Linked DNA regions of Homo sapiens: region 2 is linked to region 1. Evidence: chromatin contacts called from ENCODE Hi-C or POLR2A ChIA-PET data. All regions are on one chromosome and are shown on one strand. Each heading gives the region's core, a stretch centred on a gene start or an enhancer-like site at or near the end of the contact. The rest is flanking DNA. Distances are from core to core; before and after follow the strand shown.

What was found. Hi-C counts contacts between places; a loop is a spot of excess contacts on that map. ChIA-PET counts read pairs that join two places held with the same protein, here RNA polymerase II (POLR2A). Pooled maps may share reads with other maps.
Region 2: a loop to region 1 is called in a pooled map, with 2.3 times the contacts of the local background. The contact joins the enhancer-like site here to the promoter of KLHL5 in region 1. A Hi-C loop is called at or near these places in 2 of 168 maps with a recorded cell type or tissue (CD8-positive, alpha-beta T cell and endothelial cell of hepatic sinusoid) and 2 of 50 pooled maps. POLR2A ChIA-PET finds 5 or more read pairs at or near these places in 6 of 52 experiments (CD4-positive, alpha-beta T cell, Panc1, T-cell and 3 more).

Annotation. Positions count from the first base shown.
Region 1 is chr4:39,060,846-39,065,310 of GRCh38, forward strand. KLHL5 (kelch like family member 5) reads left to right here and starts at 1,387. Exons shown (of 11, transcript NM_015990.5): 1 at 1,387-2,190. The coding sequence starts at 1,808.
Region 2 is chr4:38,984,266-38,988,865 of GRCh38, forward strand. It overlaps TMEM156 (transmembrane protein 156), which reads right to left. Exons shown (of 7, transcript NM_024943.3): 4 at 4,586-4,600; 5 at 2,071-2,154. Among named protein-coding and RNA genes, the nearest start is that of TMEM156, 46 kb to the right of the region's middle. RefSeq lists an enhancer at 4,014-4,513. Within about 2 kb of position 1,251, at least 2 of the 41 ENCODE cell types and tissues checked have a DNase peak (open chromatin) inside an H3K27ac peak, as active enhancers do.

The DNA of each region.
Region 1 (4,465 bases), core at 137-2,636:
GTTCAACAGTCCATTCAATAATGTCTTTGCTGCTTGCTCAAGGCATTTTATCTCATCGTATTCATCTAACTTTATCTCTTACTACACCTTAAAATTAATTTGGTATGGCTGGCTGATCAAACTGATTATTTCCCACTTCTTCCTTGTAGATATGCCCACTTCATGCTTTTATTAGAATCTTTTTCTGTAGAAATCTATCATTCTACCTAAACAATGTTTTACTATTCTTAGCAGCCTTCTCCCTAATGAAACTGGCCCATACCACTCCATTGCCATCCTGATATCTCCTTTCTTTCTTACAGTTTGTATGGTTTTTCCCGTATTATTTAGCATGAAATCATACTTGGCTTTTTATGCTTCTCATTCTTGTTTCTCTGAATAATTTGTATTAAGATAGACACCTCACAATATTTTTGTAAGCCTCCAAAGTAGTTTTTGTTTTTGTTTTTTGGTCAGCTTAGATAGGCATTGCCTTTTGTATGGAATTAGTTGATAAAGGAGTAAATACTGAGCACCCTGAAAACTCAAATTCTGCATTGATAGATCACACTTTAATATTGCAGCATTTTAATGTTTCTTATTTTACCTTATCAAATATTTTGTATTTGGTTCAATAGCTAGATTTAATTATTTTGGGGGTTAGGAACCAAGATATATATATCTCTGTGTCCCTGACAATGCCTAGTAGATTGCATTGTTCACAATAACTACTCAGTATTTTTGAGTTTATTTGTATTTGCTTTATCAATTTGCCTTAACTGTAACCATGTTCAAACCATTGTTTGTTTTGCTAACAACAGAGGGCACCATTAGGGCACTTGTACACCCAATAGTCCTATCCCAGTCCCTGGTAGCTTTTTTGAGCCGCACTTTTCCTTTTCCTAAGTAATGTCATAGAAATTTGGATGTTACACTAACTGGCAGTGGCCCATTTCTACTTATAGAGAAATCCTGGCCTCAGTTTATTTGAAAAAGAGTATTTGTTACATTTTGATCCTTTGTAGTTTTCAAACTTTTTATTCTCCTCATTATTCTTTATCCAAGTGAAATCTTACCCAGGATCTTACTGTATTAATTAGATCCATTTGTTTTCTGAAGGGAGAAGATAGAGGTGAAGGCAATAGTCTGGAGCCCCACCTTTGTACTCCGCTTTCCTCCTCATTCCCCATCCAAAGAGCACACCTGGAAAATCACCATAACTCATCTAATTTTACAAATGCTTTTTTAAAAACTTGTTTTGTGGTATTTCACTTAGGGACTTAGTTTAGAAATAGAAACATTTTAGTTTTAAAGTGATTATTTTTAAGTACAAAGGGAAATGCTATAGAATACATTTATTGTTTCAGCAATGAAAGAGTTAATATACTAAGCAGCAGAGACTGAGATACTGCAACGGGGATAGTGTTTTCTGTCTCTGTCATTTGTGGTTTAAGAAAAAGGGGGTGGTGTTCTGCATTTGAAAGGACTTTAATGAATGCTGTCAGTGTTTGTGAGACCTAATGGTCAGTATGGGAAAGGAGAGCCGGGAAAGTGGTCTAGCTGCTTCAGGATAGGTGGATGAGAGTTTGCTCTGATTGAACGGAATGTTCCACCGTGTTTCATCTTTATTCATTATCCTTTGTTCTTTAAAATCTGATATATTGGCATAAAAGTAATTGTAGATATATATATGAATGTGATTTATTTTCCTTTACATATTTTTGTTGTGTACAGCAGGGCATATACTTCTCTTGTCTTGGTTGGATGCACAAATCTGTGTGCAGTGCTTTTTGCCCGTTGCCTAGACGATCACTTGGTTTCTCTGAGGATGTCTGGTTCTCGTAAAGAGTTTGATGTGAAACAGATTTTGAAAATCAGATGGAGGTGGTTTGGTCATCAAGCATCATCTCCTAATTCTACAGTTGACAGCCAGCAGGGAGAATTTTGGAACCGAGGACAGACTGGAGCAAACGGTGGGAGAAAGTTTTTAGATCCATGTAGCCTACAATTGCCTTTGGCTTCAATTGGTTACCGAAGGTCCAGCCAACTGGATTTTCAGAATTCACCTTCTTGGCCAATGGCATCCACCTCTGAAGTCCCTGCATTTGAGTTTACAGCAGAAGATTGTGGCGGTGCACATTGGCTGGATAGACCAGAAGTGGATGATGGCACTAGTGAAGAAGAAAATGAATCTGATTCCAGTTCATGCAGGTTGATTATTTTCTTACTGTTAGAAAAGGGGTGTGGGGGTATGGCTCTATAATGTTTTTAAATAATTTAGTATTTATTATTTAAAATCTGATTATATATGTACATCTGCATACATATATATAATATCTTGGTATGAACATGTGATACTTCTGCTAGGGTTTTTTTAATGTTCTAATAGTCTGTAAAATTACAAAGACAACAAATAGCATTCATTTTGAAATATCTTGTGTTCTATATATAGATCTGGCTCAGCTTTGAAAATAATATATAGTAGCAATTTCATGTATCATTGCCTGTGGTTTGCTTCATTCATTAACCTTCTATATTCATATCAAAACTATAGAAGATATTTCTATAGTATGAAATTTTATGTGACATTTTAGTTTATAACAGATGATAGAGTCATTTTTTAATTTAATGAAAAGGAAAGGTTTTGCAAAGAGATGCACATTATAGTCACCAATTTTTTGACACAATTGTAGTTGTCAATAATATTTTTCTTATGGTTATTTCTCTTTGTCCTGTCTGTGTTACAGCTCTCCAGACTAATATAGAGAATACTAAGTAACATGTCTCTAAGATGACAGCTACTAATTCCTGTTACCTTCACTTTCACTGAAATGTGTGCTATTTAGGGAAATGAAGGACATTCCTCCAGGAGAGTTTAAGGGAATGTAGAGGGGCTAGATGTGATTATCTGGTGAAAAGGGGACAGGAAGAAGGGGAAATCAGTTAGAAGAAAGAAAATAAGGAAAAAAATAGGTAATTTCATAGTGACTTTATCTACCTTTATCTTGGAATCTGCCTTTATCTTTGAAATGGATTTTCTTATTCATCAGTTTAAACTACAATAAGATTATATAACAACTTAGAGCATGAAAGTCATCTTTCTGATTAATCTTCATTCGAAAATATTTCTAAATATTTAAAGGCACAAATAGCTTATCATTTGTCTAATTTGATTATTATATTTTTCTCTTAAAATTTCTGTGCAGCTTTTGATAACACTTGTAATTTGTAAGTTGGTTATTAATGATGTAGGTGTCATATGGATTGAGACAAAATGAATTTATATATTTAAGTGTCTCTTACTTGAGGATATTTACCACCTTTTCCTCTTCTAACCTTAAGAATGTGGACTTGGAAGGATAAAAAATGTTTACTCTAGTCATCTGTCATCTTCTGTGTAATGGAGAGAGGGGAATATCTGTATGTAGGTAAATAGTGTATTTAATTTAAATTTTTTTTAATTAGTTCATGACTTGGCATTATCTTAAGGGAATAGAAGCCACTAATTTAATTTGGAGATCAATTGAGCTAATGTGGTTCATTGTTTGTATTTTCTTTGGAGACTTGTTGCCATAAAGAGAACAATTTATATAGTAAAAGATTCATCATTTTTGTGGAGAACCAAAGAGTAAATGTTTCATTTGAAAATCAATATATCAAGAATATTTTAACAAAATTAGAAAAAATAAAACATTCATTTACCAACATAAGTAAATTCACATATAAAACTCTTAACATGTTATCTACTACTGGAGAAATTATAATGTGAATATAAAATTTTTATACATGTGTAATCTTGGAAAAATTATACACACATTGGTTGCTATAATTCCTTACAACAAAGGTAGTTTGCATGGCTAATGATTACTGAAATAAAATTAAGCTATTCTTTAGTATGCATACAGAAATATCTTGGTGGGCTATTCATTATGAAATAAAAAGATTATCCTTTTTTGACTGAGAGATTGCTATGTGCATTCTTCAAGAATTTTAAATTGACGTTTTTCATTTATAGGAGATATAAAAATAAAATGGCATTTTTAAAAATCTAAAATAAATGAAGTTGTTTAAAAAATGCTACTCAAGAAGACTCATCAAAGTAAGACGGGTGTGGACAGTTTACATCTTCAGTGACCAAACTATTCCAAAAATAAAATTTCAAAAATAAAATGTACTGTGAGAAAATGTTTTTGATTTTTAGATATGAGGGGAAATATGTCAAAGGAATTTAATATTTTGGATGGTTTGAAATTTCAATCTTCTTATTGCAAATAAGAAAAAAACATTCAAGATTTTAGAAAAGTCCTTTGTGTGTATATTCTTTTTCTCTATTTTTTTCTAGATTAAATAGATCTAATTTTTACATCTTCCTTCAACACCCTGGCTGAGTCTTTGACCTTTGTCATAAAGATACATTTATTTGCCCTCAGCTTTTTGATTAAGTGAGCAGTCAGACTTCTCTAAGTAGTTGTTCACCTACTGTAAA
Region 2 (4,600 bases), core at 1-2,500, 77 kb before region 1:
TGTAGGATGAATAAGCTTCTTTTGGAGGTACGAGCCCATTTATCTCTCTCTCTCTCTCTTTCTCTCTGTCTCTCTCTCTCTCTCTGTGTGTGTGTGTGTGTGTGTGTGTGTGTGTGTGTTGAACAATACTCACTTTTAAATGCATGAACAAATGGAGAGACATCCTGGAATGTGTGGCTAGTGTTGACAACAAGCTGCTTCTGCTGAATGTGACACAGTCACCACCGCTTTGAACTACATTTTTTTTTTCTACCCGTGTTACTGCATCTCCAGAGAACCATGCTGACACATTTTTCCCGTACATTCTCACTGCTGCCTATAATCCATCACTACAAAGAGAGGCCTTAAAAACTGCACTCAAGGGAGACATGATTTCCTTTCCCTTTCTCTGTCAGAAAAGCAACTCATAATAGGGAAGGAAAAGATTGCATTTAGGTTAAAGGAATATAAATAAGAAAGAGTCTGCCTCTTTCTCTCTTTAAGACGCTAAGCCTCAAAAGGGTTCTTGGTTTTAAAAAGGCCATCACCCCTTGACCTACACTAAACATTAATATTATATACCTGGTAATAAAGCCAGAGGATTTTTAGTGAGAGCTATGAAAGGGAAAGGATGGCTAAGACAGGTTTCTTTGGTGGATGAAAGTCACAGGCTCATAAATACAACTTTGCGAGGTTAGTCTTGTGGTTAGCTAGTACTTAAAATTTGTGATTCCCTCGACTATATGGGTTGACGGGGGAACTATAGACTTTTTCTCAGACAAGACAGCAGTGCTCAAAATTACGACTTGAAAACAGAAACGACCAGAATTCCTAAGGTGACCAAAAAGCCCCACAGAACTGTGTTAAAACTGTCCTCATATTTGGACACATGTACTGAGTAAGAGGGGAGCCCAGGGAAAAATGCCATTTTTGCCTTTTAAAAATTAATTTTGCCATTGAAAACAACGTTATAGCTTTTAATTTATTAATCAAATAAGATTTTCATTGACTGGACAAAATTTCCACCAACTTACCCCACATTTAACTGGTGTCAAATGATTATTTAGCTAATGCTTATTATCAGTCATAGCTTAATACTTTCACTGCTAATGCTGGGTAGAAAGCCTAAATTTTTAAAATATTTGAGCTCCTTAGGTGCACTCAAGCTAGGGTTCCGTGTATCTGCTAATTTAAATGGCTAACAAAAGCCCCCAGTGAACAAAGTCCCCAGTGAAATGCGGTGCAAATCTCTATGTCGCTACTGATGCAGCTGTAGGGTGGGGGACTGGAGGTTTGCTCGGCATCCTCCCATTTTTGAAAACTGTTTACATGCCAGACTTGAAGCTTCCTTTTTTTTCTAACTTCTCACAAAGTACGAAGGCACCTACTCGCTGGCTGTGTACAAGGAGCTTTGGTAACAGCACTCATAATTCTGTGGTTTTCACGGTCAAGGATATTATTTCTCTCTGCTAAAGAAGAGGGCTTCGTCCATGTCACATTCTCTCTCTTTCTCTTTTTAACGTGATTTGACAGCTTGAATCCAAAAGGAGGCTTCACAATTAGAAGAAAGGGATTGAACCACAACATCTGTGCTAACAGCCCCCATCACTGCTCTAATTAGAATTCCCTTATTCCATTTCTGTTTCTCAGGAGAGGACAGGGGGCTTTTTAATTGGGGCTATTAGAAGTTCTCTTTACACAATGACACCCTCTGCTAAGGGAAGGCTCCAGCGAAAGCCATGCCCACTCTGCAATTACTTCTTGCAATTCTGGGGAATAATGGTATCTTGTCTCATTTAAAAATAAATCTAAGTCTTATCCCTATTGCTTTCTCTCCTCTGCCTACTCACATGAATTTCTTCTTGCCAATTAAGCAAACTTTCCATTATTTAAGGAGATAGTTTAGATTGCTACTGTCCCCTGATAATAAGACATATTAAACTGGATTTCATTTGCCCACAGCTCTGTTATTCCAGATACAAGGCTAATTTACATAAGCTCAGATCTCAGATCTTGAGTTTACTGTGTAGTGAAACCATGCAGCTTTGGAATTTCCTGAGTGCTGTTTTGTTTACATGCCACAGAACTTACCTGAAAGAACCTGCACATTCAATGCTCTCAGTTTCTCCGAATCACTTCCTCTTAAGAGAACAGATGTAGGTTTGTCTCTATGACCTATTCCCAGAAAAGAAATGAAGTATTTAGATGATAAACAAGCGCATTGTTAACATATATTCCCCATGTTGGTTCAAAGGATTACCAAAAAGAATGGAGCCATTCATGGCCAGGCACGGTGGTTCACGCCTGTAATCCCAGCACTTTGGGAGGCTGAGGCAGGGAGATCACGAAGTCAGGAGTTCGAACCCAGCCTGGCCAATATGGTGAAACCCCATCTCTACTAAAAAATACAAAAATTAGCTGGGCGTGGTGGTGCATGCCTGTAGTCCCAGCTACTCAGGAGGCTGAGGCAAAAGAATCGCTTGAACCCAGGAGGTGGAGGTTGCAGTGAGCCGAGATCATGCCACTGCACTCCAGCCTGGACGAAAGAGTGAGACTCCATCTCAAAAAAAAAAAAAAAAAAAAAAAAAAAAAAAAAAAAAAAAAAAAGGAAAGCGACAGCTCTTATACACAGAAAAGTATATTTTTATCTTATTATATACATAGATATGATGTGAAGAATATTCAATGTATGTTTAATATTCAATAACATTTAATGTGCTAAGTAGTGTGACATTTTTTATTACTTTGTATGCTTGGATTTGCAAGCCTTTGAAAATCACTAAGTCTGTCATTTGGGCAGATATTTGTAAGAATTTAATTTGACTCCCCACTACTGGTCTCCTTCTAGACATTTTTTCTAGCTCACTTCTATCTCTCTTTGCTTATAGCTTTTCATATGGGAAAATGGGTCAAGAAACTCAGAACTATACACTATTTATAAATAACACACATTTACTTTAAATAATAGAATTTTCAAAACTAAATACCCTACATCTTAGTTCTGACATTTTACTAGCTGTGCAGCTTTGGATAAACACTTAACCTCTCTAAGTCTCAGGGGATTTTTATCTACAAAATAAAAATAGCATATATCCTGTTTACACAGTTTAAGAATCTAGTGAAAATGCTCTGAAAATGGTTATTCTACAAATAAACAGTATTGATTATGTTATTAACCACTGCACAAAGGGCTTTATTACTAAGGTATCAATGATAACACTTGATATGAAACTGCTCTCAAAAATATCTGCAACAAATACCTAGTCAAAAGAATGAATTGCAACTTTACTGAAACCTGGAGGCAACCACTTGTTCTGCCTACTGAAATGGCTAACACAGCCTTGCCTGGTAAAGAAGGAAAGAGTCTTGGGAAATCATACAACCACCACAATACTACTGTCCTTTAATGAAAACTAATTATGCACTAGACACTGTGGTAAACTTTGTAAGTAATCTCTGTATTTCCTTACCTCAACCCTGTGTGGTAGTGGTGATTATGCTTGTTTTACAGAGGATGTAAGGGATGCTCACATAATTTAAATAACTTGCTTAATGTCACATAGCTAGTAAGTGGTAGTACTAGGACTCTAACATAAATCTATTTATTTTTAGTGCCTATTCTTATAGTAATACATCTTGCACTGTCTTTAAGAGACTAGCTACTCATATTATGAATTGTCCATTGGGCCTGATAGTCATCCATTTTATGCACTGGGGACATGCCAGTAGAGCCAGTATTTGCATGGGTACACACCGGTAGCATCATACCAGTAATTTACAATCAATGTCCATCCTGATAGGTGGGTGCCTAGGTCATACGAGTTATTAAATATTTTTAACGTTGCTCCTACTGTCCTGATTCCTAATTTCTAATTTCCTTTAGCTCAGCCCTGCCAAAAATCTGATACCCCCATGCTTATTAAAGATCGACTCTGCCTCACACCCGTCACCTACAGCCACTCTGCTCAAGATCTCCAACTCTGAAATTCTTGTTTTTGTGACTGAGTCTTGCTCCATTGCCCAGGCTGGAGTGCAGTGGCGCGATCTCAGCTCACTGCAACCTCCACATCCTGGGCTCAAGTGATTCTTGTGCCTCAGCCTCCCAAGTAGCTGAGATTATAGGCTTGCGCCACCATGCCTGGCTAATTTTTGTATTTTTAGTAGAGACGGGCTTTCACCATGTTGGCCAGGCTGGTCTGCTGGTCTCAATCTCCTGACCTCAGGTGATCCGCCTGCCTCAGCCTCCCAAGGTGCTGGGATTACAGGCATGAGTCACCGCGCTCGGCCTGAAATTCTTTATCCCCACTTCCTGTTCTTCTCTCTCTCTCTGCCCTCACTTCCGCTAAGCCCTGCTCAATGTCCAGCTCATCAGCTTCTTCCTATTCACCCAGTCTTTCTTCTTCTCTTACTTGCCCGAGTAGAAGAAAGATGAATGAAGCTCCTTGCATGCTGGAACTGTGTTTTATCTACGTTTTTATTCCTTGAGTTACCAAGAATCACCACTTATTCACAGTAGGTGCACAAGAAATGCTAAATTGTACTAAAAAGGAAATGAAATCCATAGAAGAGATCAGGAGTTCCTCGGCACTACAGGGATTATACTTACTCTGCCACTTTTGCA